Regions from separate parts of the Homo sapiens genome. Here region 1 is linked to region 2. The links are chromatin loops, found by intact Hi-C in ENCODE. Cell type or tissue: heart left ventricle. All regions are shown on one strand. Links, peaks and the distances in the headings refer to the core of each region. The heading gives the core; the rest is flanking DNA. Region 1 overlaps SYDE1 (synapse defective Rho GTPase activating protein 1). Region 2 overlaps BRD4 (bromodomain containing 4).

The links. A loop is a pair of places that touch in the nucleus more often than their neighbours do. Peaks named below come from ENCODE experiments on the same cell type or tissue, not always from the same donor. Only the 100,000 strongest peaks of a DNase experiment are listed, where the experiment ranks them.
Region 1: it touches region 2 in a loop (2.2-fold over the local background); 27 of 110 quality-filtered maps call a loop at or near these places.

The regions. Positions count from the first base shown.
Region 1 is chr19:15,109,724-15,121,264 of GRCh38, reverse strand. SYDE1 (synapse defective Rho GTPase activating protein 1) reads right to left here. Exons shown (of 8, transcript NM_033025.6): 3 at 10,917-11,541; 4 at 10,530-10,744; 5 at 9,826-9,952; 6 at 9,473-9,633; 7 at 8,694-8,919; 8 at 6,291-7,705. The coding sequence ends at 7,302. HACL2 (2-hydroxyacyl-CoA lyase 2) reads left to right here. Exons shown (of 16, transcript NM_006844.5): 7 at 1,184-1,283; 8 at 1,750-1,847; 9 at 1,963-2,099; 10 at 3,250-3,384; 11 at 4,743-4,857; 12 at 4,944-5,113; 13 at 5,194-5,264; 14 at 5,344-5,415; 15 at 5,594-5,699; 16 at 5,835-6,278. The coding sequence ends at 6,013. Among named protein-coding and RNA genes, the nearest start is that of SYDE1, 8.1 kb to the right of the region's middle. RefSeq lists enhancers at 8,300-8,825, 8,826-9,353. In heart left ventricle, for the core only: no CTCF peak of the experiment used is centred there; DNase peaks (open chromatin) are centred at 6,024 and 7,474; H3K27ac peaks cover 1,890 bases.
Region 2 is chr19:15,249,786-15,254,785 of GRCh38, reverse strand. BRD4 (bromodomain containing 4) reads left to right here. Exons shown (of 20, transcript NM_001379291.1): 11 at 524-634. Among named protein-coding and RNA genes, the nearest start is that of EPHX3, 20 kb to the right of the region's middle. RefSeq lists an enhancer at 3,371-4,242. In heart left ventricle, for the core only: CTCF peaks have their summits at 2,139 (motif pointing right), 2,968, 4,427 and 4,636; DNase peaks (open chromatin) are centred at 970, 2,885, 3,625 and 4,645; H3K4me3 peaks cover 1,949 bases; H3K27ac peaks cover 3,928 bases.

The DNA of each region.
Region 1 (11,541 bases), core at 3,517-8,516, 140 kb after region 2:
TTTTTTGAGACGGAGTCTCGCTTTGTCCCCCAGGTTGGAGCGCAGTAGTGCGATCTTGGCTCACTGCAACCTCCACCTCCCGGGTTCAAGTGATTCTCCTGCCTCAGCCCCCGGAGTAGCTGGGAATACAGGTGCAGTCCACCATACCCAGCTAATTTTTGTATTTTTAGTAGAGATGAGGTTTCACCATTTTGGTCATATAGCCTCATTCTTAATGCACTTTGCCCCCTGGCTTCCCAGTCAGTCCCTCCCCTTGTTCTCCTTGCCCCTCTCTCTTGGGCTGCCTCTCACAAGGCTATCTCTTATCTTGCCTTTTTTGTTTTGTTTTGTTTTGAGACAGGGCCTCACTCTATCACCCAGGCTGGAGTGCAGTGGTATGATCATAGCTCACCACAGCCTTGAACTCCTGGCCTCGAGCAATCCTCCTGCCTCAGCCTCCCTTGCCTTTTCTTTACTTGCGGGGCTTCCCACGGTTCCATCCTGGGCTGCTTCTGTGCTGTCTTGGCCTGTCCTTAACGGTGAAAGCAGAGGCTTCTGACTCTGAGCTCCGACTGTTTCCTGCCAATGCCCATGTGTCTGTCTTTCGCTGGATAGAGCGCCCCCTGAGGGGAGGGCTGGGCAGGATCTATCTTTGTGTCTCCAGGGCCCTGCACAGGTCCTTCAGGAAAGTTGGGGCCCTGGGGCCCAGTGAGCAAGGAGACCGAGAAGACCCTGTTTGAAGCAGGAGAGGACAGTGTTCAGAACTCCCATGCAAAGCGCCTCATGTCCTAAGTGGACAGATCCTTGAACCTGGGGAGGGAGGTTCATATTTACATTGACAGAGGTGGAAGCTCAGAAGGGTGAAGTCACTTGCCCTAAGTTGCACAGCTAGGAAGTGACAGAGCCAGGACTTGAGCTCACATCTGTTGGACCCACAGGCTTAATCCTGGCATGCTGAGCCTGCGTTCCTTGCTTCTGGGGGGCTACGTGGAGTTGGGGTGGACCCCAGAGGCTACCGAGGGCAAACAGGCAGTTGAAGACCTGGCCACTAGGGTTCGTCTGTCCCTGAGGTGTCACTCATCCACCCTGTCCCCATGCCACTTTGCTCCTGGCTTTTCTCCCGGCCCCTTTCCTTGCTCAGATCCTGGAATCCTTGTAGTTAGTTAATTCTGGCAACTTGGTTTCTTCCCCCTCCCTTTTGCAGGTATTTAGAGAATTACCTGGCCAACCTCTTTGCAGGAGCCTGGGAGCCTCAGCCCGAGGGACCGCTGCCCCTGGACATCCCCCAGGCTTCCCCGCAGCAGGTGAATTGCCTCTCTTTTGTGTCTGAGGACCCTACCCTCTCCCTGAGGGGAGAGGGCCCCCTGACCCTCTCCCTGAGTCAGTACTGGGGCCTTAATCTTGGGTGCTCATGGCGACTCAAGGGCGGCCCTTTGGCTGGACGCGGTGGCTCACAGCAGCAATCCCAACACTTAGGGAGGCCGAGGCAGGCGGATCACTTGAGGCCAGGAGTTCAAGACTAGCCTGGCCAACATGGTGAAACCCTGTCTCTACTGAAAATACAAAAGTTAGCCAGGCATGGTGGCACGCGCCTGTAATCCCAGCTACTCTGGAGGCTGAGGCGGGAGAATCGTTTGAACCTGGGAGGTGGAGGCTGCAGTGAGCTGAGATCATGCCATTACACTCTATCCTGGGCAACAGAGTGAAACTGTGTCTCAAAAAAATAAATAAATAAAAAGACAGCCCTTTGATCCCCACCTCTCGCTCCAGGTTCAGCGCTGTGTGGAGATCCTGAGCCGGGCCAAGAGGCCTCTGATGGTGCTGGGGAGTCAGGCCCTGCTCACCCCAACGTCTGCCGACAAGCTTCGGTGAGAAGCGCCAGCCCTGCCCTTGTTTTCACGTTCCCAGTCCCCAGTCCTCGGGTGCTCTTGGGGAGGCGGGAGGCCCCGGCCACACTGACCTCTGCTCTGCCTGGACTCCCAGGGCTGCCGTGGAGACCTTGGGTGTTCCCTGCTTCCTTGGAGGGATGGCACGGGGGCTGTTAGGCCGCAACCACCCCCTCCACATCCGGGAGAACCGCAGTGCGGCCCTGAAGAAGGCGGATGTCATTGTCCTAGCAGGTGGGCCTGAGCCTCTTCCTTTCCCTCCTTCCCCCAGGAACCCCCTCACCCTGTTACCCAGCTTCACACGAAGGAGGAGGAAGGTCTAGTGGGCACCTATTGTACTTGATACACATTTTCACATAAAGCGCTTTGAACCCAACCAGACGCATAATAGGTGTATCAGATAGCTACTGCCCTGTAACAACCATCCCCAAACTCAATGGCTAAAAATGCATTTCTGATTTCTCAAGATCCACCTATAAGGTAGGTGGTAGCTGTGGTTTTGGCTGGGCTCATTCATGAGTCTGCACTTGGGTTAGGCAGGAAGGCAGCTGTGCTGATCCAGGCTGGGCTTGCTCACCTGTATGGGGATTGGCTGGCCCTGCAGCTCGTCTGGGATGGCCTCAGCTGGGGTCATAGAGTTCTTCACCCCTGTCTCCATGGCCCCCTTGTTTCTCATCCTCCAGTAGGCTAGCCTGGGCTGGCCGACTTGGTGAAGGATGAGAAAACTATGGGGCTAGGAGAGTGCGGTTATTCAAGAGAGTGAGTGGAGGCTGTGTGGCTTCTTGAAGTAGAGTCTGCAGGAATGGGGGGTGGGGGTCCTGAATCATCTGGAGGTGTCTTCACTCAGAGGTCTTGCAATTGACGCCAGCTGTTGGAGGGGCTGTGGACTAGGGCAACTACACAGGTCTCTATGTGTGGCTCCGGTTTCCTCCCAGCATGATGGCCTCAGGGTAGTCAGACTTCTTAGACAGAGAGCACATTCCTTGGCCCCACCCAGGCCTCTAAAAGTGAACAAGGAAGAAACTGCATATCTTCCTTGTTGGGTGTCATGGTGTGTCACTTTCAAGGAAAGGGGACCTAGGCTGCACCTCTCTCCATGGGAGGCATGTCAAGGTGACCTTGTACAAATGGATGTAGGGTGGGAGATATTATGGCCATCTGGGAAAATATAACCTGCCTCTGCCCTATCCTGTTGGCCAAAGCATGTCATGAGGCCAGTCCCGATTCAGGGGGTGTGGGGAGCTGCAAGGTCACTGTAGGTGGCACAGGTGCAGGGAGACTCGGTGAGGAACAGGGACTCATTTGCATCCAGTCCACCACAGTGGATCAAGTAAGGTAGACGACATGGGGCCTCTGCCTACTGCATTCCTGTCCCCCACACCAGGAACTGTGTGTGACTTCCGCCTATCCTATGGCCGTGTCCTCAGCCACAGCAGCAAGATCATCATCGTCAATCGTAATCGGGAAGAGATGTTGCTCAACTCAGACATCTTCTGGAAGCCCCAGGAGGCTGTGCAGGGTGAGCCCCTTAATCCCCCCGTACACATATGTGCTCCTCCCAGTCCCTCTCCTCCTGGTTTCTGCTGCAGCTGGCTTGAGCCTGGTACAGTGATTGAGGCCCAGACCTTGCCCTAGGGGTAGCCAGTCAACCAGAGACAAATAGTTGGCTCTCAAACTGATGAATGCTTCTTTCTTTAAATTTTTTTTATTTTTATTTTTTAGAGACGAGGTCTCGCTCTGTCACCCAGGCTGGAATGCAGTAGTGCAATCACAGCTCACTGCACCCTCAAACTCCCAGGCTCAAAAGCAATCCTCCCACCTCAGCCTCCTGAGTAGCTGGGACTACAAGTATGCACCACCATGCCAGGCTAATTTGTTAATTTTTTTTTGTGGAATCAGCATCTCACTGTGTTGCCCAGGTTGGCGTGGAACTCCTGGCCTCAAGTGATCCTCCTGCCTCGGCCTCTCAAAAGTGCTGGGATTACAGACCAGAGCTACTGCGCCCGGCCTGATAGATGCTTCTGTAGGAACAAATGGTGGGGTGGACACAGAGGGAGGCTTGAAAACGTGCATGTGATCACGTTCCCTCCCACACTGCCCACTGCCCTCAGGACAGAGAGCACACTCGTTGGCCCCTTAGCCTGTCTTCCTGCCGTATCTCTCCCCTCCCCTTATTTTAGTCCCCTTGGACTTGAACTTGGTTCATCATTCTGAGGATGTTGACTCCCCTGCAGCCTAGGCGACAGGACACTCTTGTATTAAGCAGAGAAGTAGCACCGTTGCATCTGTGTTGGGAAGGTCCACTCAGCAGCCATGGACGGCAGGCCGGAAGGGGGCTGGGTGGAGGCCAGGGGGGCTGCTCAAAATGGCCAGGACAGAAGCGAGGAGGCCTGAACTGGAGATGAACAGCGGCAGAGCCTCACCTTCTCAGAGCCTCCATTTGATCATTTGAAAAATGGGGTGGTGAAAGATACATCACGGGGCTGTTTGTTAGTTCACTTCAGTAACGTTCGCTGTGCGCTTCCACGTGCCTGGATTTGAGAGATGTGCTTGGTGGATGTAGCTCTTTTCATTGAGTGTTTCCCAGGCAGAAGGAGGTGGAGGGAGGGGACGAGGCCAGCTTGGGTTTGTCACCTGCCTTGTGCTCCTTAACCCTTGTTTCTTGGGCCTTGTCTTCCCTTTTCACCTGGGCTGCCCTCCCCTGGTTCTGGCAGGTTCTGGGGTGTTTCACCTGTTTTTTTTCTAGGAGCACCCCTGGCCTGCTTCCCGTCTGCCTGCTCGGATGCTGCTGCTGGCTTCCTGCTGTTTTGAGGCCTCTGATGCTGGAAGAACAGGAGGAAGCCAGCTCCCCACAGCTGTGTCCTCTTCCTTCCCCAGGAGATGTGGGTTCCTTCGTGCTGAAGTTAGTGGAGGGCCTTCAGGGCCAGACCTGGGCCCCAGACTGGGTGGAGGAGCTGCGGGAAGCCGACCGGCAGAAGGAGCAGACCTTTCGGTGGGGCCTGGGTGGAGTGGATGTGGGAAGGGGGTTCCCGGCAGACCCTGCTGCCAACCCTGGTGACCTTCGCTGTCCTGTCGCAGGGAGAAGGCAGCGATGCCTGTGGCCCAGCACCTGAACCCAGTGCAGGTGCTGCAGCTGGTGGAGGAAACGCTACCTGACAACTCAATTCTGGTGGTGGATGGCGGGGACTTCGTGGGCACTGCTGCCCATCTGGTACAGCCCCGCGGCCCCCTGCGCTGGCTCGATCCTGGTAAGGAAGGGCCCCCGCCTGGGGCAGTGGGCACCATCCATCAGGACGCCTTCACACCCACCTGCTCTTGGTCCTCTTAGGGGCCTTTGGGACTCTGGGAGTTGGTGCAGGATTTGCACTTGGGGCCAAGCTGTGCCGGCCAGATGCTGAGGTGAGGCACTGGAGTTGGGAGACTTGCTGCTCTCTAGGTCCTGATCCACCCTAACCATCCTGGGTCCCCTCCCGACTAGGTCTGGTGCCTGTTTGGGGACGGAGCTTTTGGCTACAGCCTCATCGAATTTGATACATTCGTCAGACACAAGGTGACTGGGCTGGCCTGAGGGAAGCTTAGGGCCTGGGGTTCTGGGAGATGTCACCAGGGGTGGGCTGAGGTGGGGAGGGAGCCTCCTCTCTGGCAGAGGCCCTATCCCTGTCTCTGTCCTCTGGCTGGCCAAGCCATGGGGCTGAAGGCTGCGGCCTGCCTTCATCATCTTCCTGTAGATCCCAGTGATGGCCTTGGTAGGGAATGATGCTGGCTGGACACAGATTTCTCGGGAGCAGGTGCCCTCTCTGGGCAGCAACGTGGCCTGTGGCCTGGCCTACACTGGTGAGGGGGCCTCAGCGAGGTTGGGAGGACAGGAGGCTGTTTCAGTCCCAGCTGGGCTTGTGTTCCTCTCCTGGGCTGGCTGCATGTGCGGTGGGCTGAGTCCTTGCCACTATCCGACTTAATCTCTTCTTTTAGATTATCACAAGGCAGCCATGGGTCTGGGGGCCCGGGGCTTGCTGCTCTCACGGGAGAACGAGGATCAGGTGGTCAAGGTGCTGCACGATGCCCAGCAGCAGTGCCGAGACGGCCACCCGGTTGTGGTCAACATCCTCATTGGGAGGACGGACTTCCGCGATGGCTCCATTGCTGTATAGGGCCTTGTGGGTCAGGACGCTTGGCTGCCTTCCTGCCCCTGGACTGTGTCCAGCTGGTTTGGAGTCTCATCATTGCTTGCCCTGGGCCTATCCCATGAGGCCCAGTGACTCCACAACCTCCCTGAGGAGGGGATGGAGGGGTCAAATCTCAGAGAGGCTCTCTTGTGAGCTCTTGGACCCTCCTCTTCACGGACCCAACTGTGCCGTTTGTCCCCTCTCTTATGGAGACTGAATAAACCACCTCTGGCCCATGTAGGCCCAAGTACTCAGTCTCAGAACCTGTGCATATTTATTTATTATCCACAAAGATGGAGGTGCGGAAAAGAAGAGGGAGACAGGAGGGAACCGTACTCTCCCACTGGAACTCTGGGGCCCACTGAGGCACCATTATTGGGGATTTCAGGGTGGCTGGGCACTGCAAACTGCTCCCTCCTCTGTGGTCCCTGAAAGAGCCCCACACGCCTGCTTCAGACGTGTCCACGCACACCAGTCCTCACAGACACACACACACATGCATGGAGGCAATAAATATGTTCCGTACCAGACTGCCCCCAGCCTGACGCTTCAGGGGGCCCCCTCCAAAAGGGAGGGGTTTAAGTGCTCAATTTTTTTCGGGGGGGGGGGCAAGGGGGGGGCAAGGAGATGGGGATTGGAAAGGCCAGACTCTGTTATCTCCATTTGCTGACTAGAGGCCAATCGTGGGGACTTCCCCGGAAAAGGGTAGGGGAAACCAGCTGTTTCTCTATAAGCCCCAGGCTACCCCTGTGTCCATGCTGGAACCCAGGATAGGGGCTGCCCCCCACAAACAGTGCCTCATGCTAGTCTTTGTGTCGTCCAAGGGAGGGAGAAACAGTGCAGTGCTCAAAGCTAATACTGATTTGGTTGGCAGCAGCAAGAGGGCCGACTAGAGGTGACTCACCACACCAGGGTGATGCTCACAGTAACTGGTGTTGCCCCGGCCAAGGGGAGGCAAGAGAGGCCAGCCTAGCAAGCGCGAGAACTACCTTTTTGGCAACAAAAGGGGAAGCCCTTGGTGCTCAGGAAAGATGGTCACAACCGCTGGTCCCTAAAATCCCCAGGCCCCAGACTTGGCAACTAGTGTCCAAATACCGGGCCCTGGAAACTGGGAATGAGTCTCAGCCATACACGCGACTGGTCCCGTGGTAACTCGCTGGCAACCAGGAGCTCGGCCTGAGCAACAGGTCTGGCTCTCCTTGGTCACCAGGGCACCGCCTTAGCCACTGGGCGCCCGGTCCTTACTAACCGGGGTCCCACCCCGTCATCTGGCTCAGAGGCACACGTTGATTTGCTTGGAGAGCTCTCTCTCCAGATCCAGGATGAGGGCGTCGAAGTCTTTGAGATTCAGGTGCGGGTTGAAGGGCGCATCGAAGTCGTCTTCGAAGTCACCGGTGACCCTCGGCTCGCCGACCTCCTCGTCCTCGTCCTCGCTGTCACTGCCCGTCACGTGGTCGTAGTCTGGCCCGGACAGGAAATCCCGCCCACAGGGCAGGAAGTCCCGCCCGCAAACGCTCCAGTCGCCGGCGTAGCGGTTGCTCGGGGGGCTTTCGGGGCCTCCTCGACCGCGGGGCCGAGTCACCACTTCGGGGTCTGCCAGCGGCAGGTGCAGAGGTGGCTGTCGTTTGGGTCGCAAGTAAGGCGCGACATCTGGAGATTGTCGGGGCAGGCGGGGATCTGAAGGGAGACAGGGTAGGTCATAGAAAGAGGCGACAGCCGACCTCTGATTGGCTGCTTAGGGAACTAGGCTCCTGATTGGCCTGTGGAAAGCGGCCTTCGACCCTTTCAGGTTTTCACTGGCAGAGCTAGGACTGGTTGCTTACGCAACTAGGCCTCTGATTGGCATGTCAAGAGGCAGGGCCTCTGACTGCATCAAAGATGGGTAGGGGCAGGTCTGTGGATCATGCCTGGATCATGCCTGTAATCCCAGCACTTTGGGAGGCCTGAGGCAGGCGGATCACTTGAGGTCAGGAGTTCAAGACCAGCCTGGCCAACACCGTGAAGCCCCATCTCCACTAAAAATACAAAAATTAGCTAGGATTGGTAGTGCATGCCTGTAATCCCAGCACTTTGAGAGGCCTGAAATGGGTGGATCACTTGAGGTCAGGAGTTCAAGACCAGCCTGGCCAACACAGTGAAACCCTGCTCTACTTAAAATATAAAAATTAGCCAGGACTGGTGGTGCGTGCCTATAATCCCAGCTACTCGGGAGGCTGAGGTGGGAGAATCCCTTGAACCTGGGAGGCAGAGGTTGCAGTGAGCTGAGATCATGCCACCACACCCCAGCCTGGGCTAGAGAGCAAGACTCCATCTCAAAAAAAATAAAAAATAAAAATAAAAAGATGAATCAGCTCTGTGGGGCAAGGTGATTTGGTTTATAATCCCAGTACTTTGGGAGGCTGAGGCGGAAGGATGGCTTGAGATCATGCGTTTGAGACCAGCTTGGGCAATATAGAGAAACCCTGTCTTTACAAAAAAATGAAAATAAAAAAAGACAAAACAGACAGATTGGTTGGATCTGAACTGGTTGCTGAGGCAACCAGGTACCAGTTTACTCCATGAGGGGGCGTAGCTTCAAGCCTAAGACACTGATTGGTCCCTTAAGGTGGCATCACTGTAGCAGCCTGGCTCAGATTGGTGGTGCAGGCCCTGGGCATGAACTCACCTGGCCAAGACTGCAGCAGGTAGTGCAGCACCTCGATGTGGTGCTTGAAGTCCACTGCACTGGCAAGGCCTGGGCCGGAGCTGCGGGCACGAGGCCTTGTGGGCGCCTGGCGTGCCGGCAGCAGCACAGGCCCGAAGCACACGGCCAAGTTCTGTGGGGTCATGCGGTTGTAGGCATGGAAGGAGGAGACGAGGCGCAGGTGGTCCAGGAGAAGCGTCAGCGTGGCCTGGGAGAGGGTTGAGAGGATGTAAGTCAGACAAAGTCAGGCCCCTGTGGCACCTACCTGCAAGAGACTAAGGTGGCTAGAGTAGGGAAGCAGGTTCACAGTCTCATAGCTGGGATGTGGTCGGGTTAAGACTATTAATCATTAGATGTTAGTATTATGAGCCTATTTTGTTGGAGGGAAGACTGAAGCCAAAGGCAACTAAGCATTGGAAAAGCAGAGCTGCCATGAATCTCATTTTACAGATGAAGATATTGAAGCACAGAGAGGGATGGGACTTGTCTAGGTTCCCTCAGCCAGGAACCTCCCTTGTAGGTTGAAAGATCAGCGTTCAGCCTGCATTTTTGACACATCCTGGCTGTGTGACCTTGGGCAACTGTCACCTGCTTTGGGCCTCAGTTTCCAAATCTATGAAGTGGGATGCTAATAGCACCTATTTCTTGGGGATATGATGATGCTGCCAGCTCATGCCCATCTCAGGCCCAGGCATGGGTGAAACATTCTATTGGTATCAGCCCACTCTCAAGTCCCATCACTCCCACCAGGCCCAACTCACCCTTTCCACATCTGGCAGGCAGCTGAGGAGCCCTCGGGTGCCCTCAGTGGTGGGGGGAACTCTGTTTGGGGGGTCCCGGGCCATGGCCTCCAGTACCACCTTATACAGGGGCTGGGTGATGAGTGGGGTGGGCAACTCTCGAAGATAATCCTTGAGGATGCCTGTGAACACAGGGTCCCCTCTGGTCAGGGCACCACTGGCTTCTAAGGCTAAGGAGGGCACAGCTAAGGGGGAAGAGGAGGTGGGTGAAAGCAAGGTCAGATAGGAGGACTGAGGTCCCAGAGGAGCCCCAAGGCCTTGAAGTGAGGCATTGAATGGGGGTGAGCAGGCAGGGGAGAGGGGGCCATGCTGACCAGTGATGACATTGATATCGGGGTACAGGTCCTCAGATAGGCAGACCGCTGCACTGTCCCGCTCAAAGGCATCCCGAAGCTCTTTCTTCACTGCCGCTGAGCCACAAAGACGGTACAGTCCCACTACCTGGGGGTGGGAAGAGAGAGTGAATGTCTTCTTGCCGGGGCCACAGACTAATCAGGGCCCAGTGGGGTGAGCACTGGAATTCTGGGCCAGGCAGCAATGGGCATTGTGGGCTGGGAGGTTGGAACTACCTTGACAACCTGGCCTTGTAAACCCTCTGCTTGGACTACTTGTCTTGGCTGCCATCTCCTTTGACTTAGGAAACTGACACTTCTTTGAGGAGGCTTTCCATGACTACCCCAGGTTTTGTTTTAAGCTCTCCCAGACCCTAGGTACACCCCACCCCAACTCCAGTCCCAGTTATAGTTTTACATTTGTGAATGACTAGAGTCGTATCTTTTCCCCCATCAGACTCTGAGCCCCAGGAGGGCTTGGATCCTGTTTTTAAATCAATGGATGACCCATGGGTTCTGCCCAGGGTGCTACAGTCAAGGGGGCGCCTTCTGCCCTTGTCTAGGTTGGGATTGGAGCTAGGAGTGGCTCAGGCCTGGGGGTAGGGGTCTGGCATCTGTACATAGGGTGTCCTGAAGAGTGGTCTGAGGTCTGGGGGCCAGAGGGTTGGGGTGGGGTGGGTGCTCACCCGCAGCCCTCGGCGCTCGATCTGCCCAACGCACTTCTGGATGATGAGGGGCACCTGGCCGGGGGGCCGCTCCCGCTCCACCAGCAGTGGCAGGGGCAGCCCAAAGACGCGGGGCTCAGCTGTGGCAGGGGCTTCCTGCTGCTCCGACAGGGTCAGCTTGGCATACAGCAGCCCCTGAGGCTCCAGGCGCACGGCCAGCTGTTGGGCCTGGCACCCTGAGGACACAAGGGGGCCTGAGCCGGGTGTGCTCTGAAGCTTCATGTACCCTGGCCTCGCTGCTCCAGGCCACACCTTCCGCCCGGAGCCCAGCCCCCTAGGCACTCTGCGGGGGGTGGCGGTGGGGTTTGGGGGTCCCTGCCCCTCCTCCCCTGCAGCCGCATGTCCTACCTCGGAAGACCGTGGGCAGCAGCACGGTGCCCTGGGCACAGGGCCGGTGCCTTCTCACGCCAGGGTCCCACGCAAGCACCAGGGCGCGCAGGAGCCTGGCGGCCTCCAGCTCCAGGTGGAAGGTGTGGTCCAGCCGCAGGAAGTCCGGCCCCCCTCGCAGTGGCCCTGTTCGGGCCCTGGCCTCCCCATCCACTTGCAGTAGGCAGCAGAGGTCCCTGGGGGTGGCCCCCGGCGCTGGCCGCAGCCCCCCGAGACCGTACAGGTGCAGGCTGAGGCGGCCCCAGAGTGCGGCCGGGGGTGCCCGGGCTGCGGGACCCACCTCGTAGGGCCGGAAGGAGGTGGGTGATGGGGGCCCAGCTGGGCGCTCCGGTGAGTCCCCGTCGCTGAGGTAACCGGCCCTCGGGCTCCGGGTGCCCCCAGGCCCTGCTGCCGGCCCGGGGCCCCCCACGCTGCTGTCCAGGTGGTAGCGGCTGATGACGGAGCCCGCAGGGGCAGCCCTCTCGCGCTCCCTGCCAGCCCGGGGGCCTCGCAGGCTCAGGCGGCGCCGCAGTTCCGGCAGCTTCTTCATCTTTATGGAGAGGCGCCTGGCGGGGCCCGGGGACTTGGTGCGGGAGGCTTTGGTTGG
Region 2 (5,000 bases), core at 1-5,000:
ACACAGTCTTTGTCCCCAGCCCTGACTAGCTCCTGGGGTCCTTGGGCCCCTACCTGGGGCACACCACATGATGATTCCAGCGTGCGTCTGAACAGCTGTGCTGAGAGACCCCCGGGGGTCTCTCCCTGCCTTGCGTTACCTTTTGGCAGCATGTTCCTTTTGGATCTTCTTCTTCCCCTGCTAGAAGAGTAACTGGGAGAATCCAAGCCTTATGCCCAGCGGTACCTTGTGTTAGGAAATTATCCTTCTGCCTGGTCTCTTGAATCCTTGATAAACCCCCCAAAGGAGACTTTTTGAGAGATTGAAGGAACCTTGAAATTCCATTGTAAGCAGTCTACCCATGGGAACTGTGGGACCACGTGGGTTCTGGGAGTGGCAGCTGGCAGTTGGGAGCAGCCCCTGGGCCCACCGTGCACAGGCTCCTCACTGGTCCTTCCTCCAGATGGATGGGGTGTGCCCATGGCTTAGAGCGGCTTCCTGGGCCACAGCCCTGCCTGACCAGCTCCCATTGCTTGGATTGCAGCTGAGAAAGTTGATGTGATTGCCGGCTCCTCCAAGATGAAGGGCTTCTCGTCCTCAGAGTCGGAGAGCTCCAGTGAGTCCAGCTCCTCTGACAGCGAAGACTCCGAAACAGGTTAGGTGACTTGTGTTCTACGTGTCTTACCAAACTCTTCCCACCTGTGCCTGGCACTAGCTCGGTCCTGTGTCCAGGATGCTAGAGCCCAGAGACGGCACTCCCAGAACTTGCTGGGTTCCTCTGTCTGTCTGTCTCTTTGTTAACTGTCTCCCTGGGGCCATGAATAGCCCTGCACTCTGTGCAGTAGTGTCCATTCTCTCGGCCTGGCCGTTATGCTCTCCCTGCCAGGGTCTGGTCATGGAGGATGAATGGCCAAGGGCGTTGACACTGCGGAGCCCTGGATGGTGGGCGGGGAAGCTGGGCCATGAGGACTGTGGGCGTGGGGGTCCAGGCTGTGCTGTTGACCTTGATGTGACCACACCCAGCTTTCTGCACCAGTGGAGACTTCGTGTCCCCAGGGCCTTCCCCGTATCACAGTCACGTGCAGTGCGGCCGCTTCAGGGAGATGCTTCGCTGGTTTCTGGTGGATGTGGAGCAGACTGCAGCTGGCCAGCCGCATCGCCAGTCTGCTGCTGGCCCTGCCATCACCTGGGCCCCAGCCATTGCCTACCCCTCCCCAGAGTGTGCTCGTTGCTGTGTTGGCTGCTCCTGAATCTGCCCTAACTCCACACGCACCTGGACTTGCGTGTCCCTCCTGCAGTTCTAACTAACAGTCCCTTCTTTTCAAGCCCCGTGGGTCTGCACGTTGGACCCTGGGTTCCCCATTAGAGCCCACCTTCTGAGCAGCAGCCTCAGTGGGAGGTGGAGGCAGGTAGTGATGCTGGGTGCCAGGTGGGAGTGGAGAGGGGACTGCTCTCCTCCAAGTGTGCACTTTCCTCATTATTCTCAGGGGCGCAGATGCTCAGGCTGGCGCAGGGGAGAGGCTAGGGAGGGAGCCATGGTGCCCAGAAGGCCTGGCGACCAGCCCCTGCTGAGAGATGGAGCTAACATCCTGTGTTTACGGCCAACGGGGTTGCCGCTAGGCTGGTGCAGCTGTCAGTGAGCTGGCGTGCTGCAGACCACCTGAGAGCTGGCCCTAGGGTCTCAGGCAGACTGGGGAGTGGGGATCCACAGTGGGAAACCTGTGTTTTGGCAGTAGACTCCTGCATGTTCTCCCACGGGCCTGTCCCATCCCTGGGATTTTATTCTAACTAGAAATAAATGCTAACCCTCAATAATCAGTGCATGTAAATAACTTGATCGTGCCAAGGAAGATTGAGGACCCTTCACGGCAGCTGGGGAGAGCCATGTTGCTCTGAGGTGTGTGTGCACAGATGGGGTGGGGGTAGGTGGCACCTCGGGCCTTGTCAGTATTCCTCTTCCCTTGGACAGCCTGGTGCCCTCTGCTTCCCAGGTGAGTGAGGAGACTTGCCTTGAAGTGGGCTGAAGGACCCTCCAGGACTCCAGATGCCCACATTCTCTACCACAACTGCATGCAGAATGCCGTGGGCAGCTCACTGGCCTCCTGGCCTTCCCTGTCGCCATCCTTCACCCTTTCATCTCTAACCGTTACTCTCCCCACACTGCTTTTGTAATCCATCAGCCAGCAGGAGGCACTGCACCCCATGGCTGCCCAGGAAGGGCTGGCTTTGCCACCCGAAGCTAGGGCCCCCACTCGCAGCAGAGTGACTGGGGTGAATGGCTGTATTCTTGGATCCAATTAGCATTCCTGGTGGCCGCTGACTTTTCACTTTCCATGCCAGCCAAGCCTCCAGCTTGCCTTCCTCTGGGTTTTTGCACCTCCTGTTTTCTAGTTGACTTCTCCTACCAGGGGTTTTGTAGTCTTCTCATCTGAGGATCTGAGTGACCAAGTGGAAACCCCAGATGCTGAAATTGTCAGGGGACCTGATTAACTAAAATGACATGACGTGGTCGTGGCAGTGTGCTGCTTTAGCCCTCACAAGACAAGACACCTTAGAGGGCTGTGGCCATCACATCCTGATTTCCAGTGTGTGATCATGGCCTTTGCCCTTGGCCTCTGCGTCCCTCTTCTGGGCTCCTCTGCTTTGGGAGAGGAGTGGGAATGCTCCTGGTTTCCTGAACGAGTGCCCCACACCCCTCCTGCCGCTGCCGAGATTTTATTATTTTTTCACTCCCCCACTTTAAAAAAAAGTGGAAAGATTGTGCAACAAGTAATCTGAGAGTCCTGGGAACAGCTGTCCTGGCGGGAAGGAGGGCGAGATTTACAGTCTCAGAGCCGCTGGCTCCCAGGCTCCCAGGCTCTGGCGGTCCAGCCCTGGCCGCTCATGCAGCTATCTGGGCTCTGGCCTTCCCCTCTTCCCAGGCGCCCTCCCCACCTTGGGTTTTGCCTGGCTCCCTTTTGTCTTCCCAATCCTGGCCAGCAGGGGCTTTCCTTTGCCTTCTGTGTGCACTGAGTGAGCTCTGTCGTGGGCCGGCAGGGTGCTTCTCCTCTCAGGAGGGGCCGCTGCGAGGGTTTCGTACGGCAGATCCCGAAATGGGAACCCACACCCTGGCACCAGTAAATACAGCCTTCTGCTGCCCTGTCCCGCACAGGACTCTGCACTCTCAGGGCGGGGGGCAGAGGGGGCGTAGCTCCTTCAGCAGCTGCTCTCCTGGGTCCAGGAATCCCGGCAGCCCTGATGTCCATGGCCCGTTACAGGCAGCTCTGCCTTAACGGGAGTGGGTCAGGGTGGGGGAACATTATTTCCCTTTGGTCTTTTGGTGCCTAGTTGATTTGCAGGCCCGCGCCCCCGCCCCCCCCCCCCCCCCCGTTCTTGTGTTTCCATTTGGATTGGAGCCGAAATTCCTGAAAGGGCCTATTTTTGTCACTTATACTACGGGGTTAGTTCCGCTGACAACGGCCCTGAGACATGAATCACCAGAAGAAAACGAATGGAGTCACTAGATTGAGGCTGGGGGGTGTGATACATGAACACCCCTCTTGGTAGCTATCCATAGACCGGGATGCTGTGGACTGATGCAGGCGTGGGGTGGTCCTCTGGGGCCAGGCTCTAGTTCAGGGAGCAACGGAACACAGGCAGGAGGAGGATGGCGGGGGTGGGTGCTGCTTTCCCAGCTGTGTCCCAGGCCACCATGTATTCCCCACCCTCTGCCCCAGCAGCATGCAGTGCAGTGGGCCAGCCCTACCACTTCCTCTGATTCCAGCTATTGCTTGGGCTGTGGTCTTCCATTGAGCTGTGATTCCAGCTAAAGCCTGGAGCTGCTTGAGGATTCTGTATTGAGACAGGCAGGGGTAGGGCACAAATGCCACTCTCCCACCACCCCTAGGGCATCTGCAGACCTGGGTGGAGCAGGCTGGAGGAAGACACTGTCCCAGGTGGGCTGTGGACAGTACTGTGGCTTTGCTGTCATTAGCACTGGGGTTAGGTCTGCCAAGCACATGGGGCAGGGCATGTCCTAGGAATCTTCTAGCTTTCACTTGTCACATAGCTGACATCTGGTTCTTCCCAAGTGTCATGCACAGGTCTTTGTGAGCAGAAGTGTCCCCACAGCTTATGTCCCTCTTAGGAATACCCGTTTAACCTCAGCTACCTGGGCTGGGACAGGGTCTCAGGGAGGTGTGAGAGATCCTCCTGGGCTTTGGTCTGGTCGTCTAGTTGGAACGGGAGCGCAGTCCAGCTATTTTAGTTTCCTGGCTTCCTTTTCCCAGGATTGGAGCATGTGGGTGTTTCTTAATAGCTCCAGGGGAAAAAGGAATGCTTGATGTTTTGGAAAGATTTGAGCTGGGAAGTGCAGACAGAGGCCATGGGGCGTTCTTACCACACAACCAGCCTCAGCTTCCTGACCCCCAGGGTCTTTGAGGGACTTAGTCCATCTCCAGGCCTGCTGCTTGCCTGCTCCAGAGTGTGGCGCTTACCTAGGGGAATGGTGAGGACCCTGGAGGTGGGGGAGTAGGAAGAGACTTGAAGATAGGGCAGTAGCCTTTCTGTCTGCACAGCCAGGTGACTCCCCCCACAAACAGCCAGCATTTGCAGCTGGAGGGATTCTGGGGCTTCATGGGCGGGTGAGGGCGAGCCTTGTGGAATGTGGCCCAGAGTGAGAGGCCGCCAGTGGGCGGGTTTTTCCCATGCCCGCACTCAGGGGCCAGGGAGTAGCACGTCGGTTGCATCCGTGACTCCAGCAGAGGCATCCGCTCTGCTACGTGGGTGGGAACAAGCCCAGTGCCCCTCCCTGGTCCAGGGAGCCATGTTGGATACCCCAAAAAAGGAAAGAAAGGACAAGACTTTATTCCTTAGCCTGTTTCTTTTTCTTTTTTTTCTCCTCCTCAACAGTGTATATAATAGGTTCTGCTTTTTAGAGTTTGAGCTTTTTGTTTGGGGGATCTGGAGGAATGCAGAGATGAGGCTGTTTGCTCTTTCCCCTCCACTGGGGGTCCTGCATTCTGGTACCTCCTTTCTTGTAG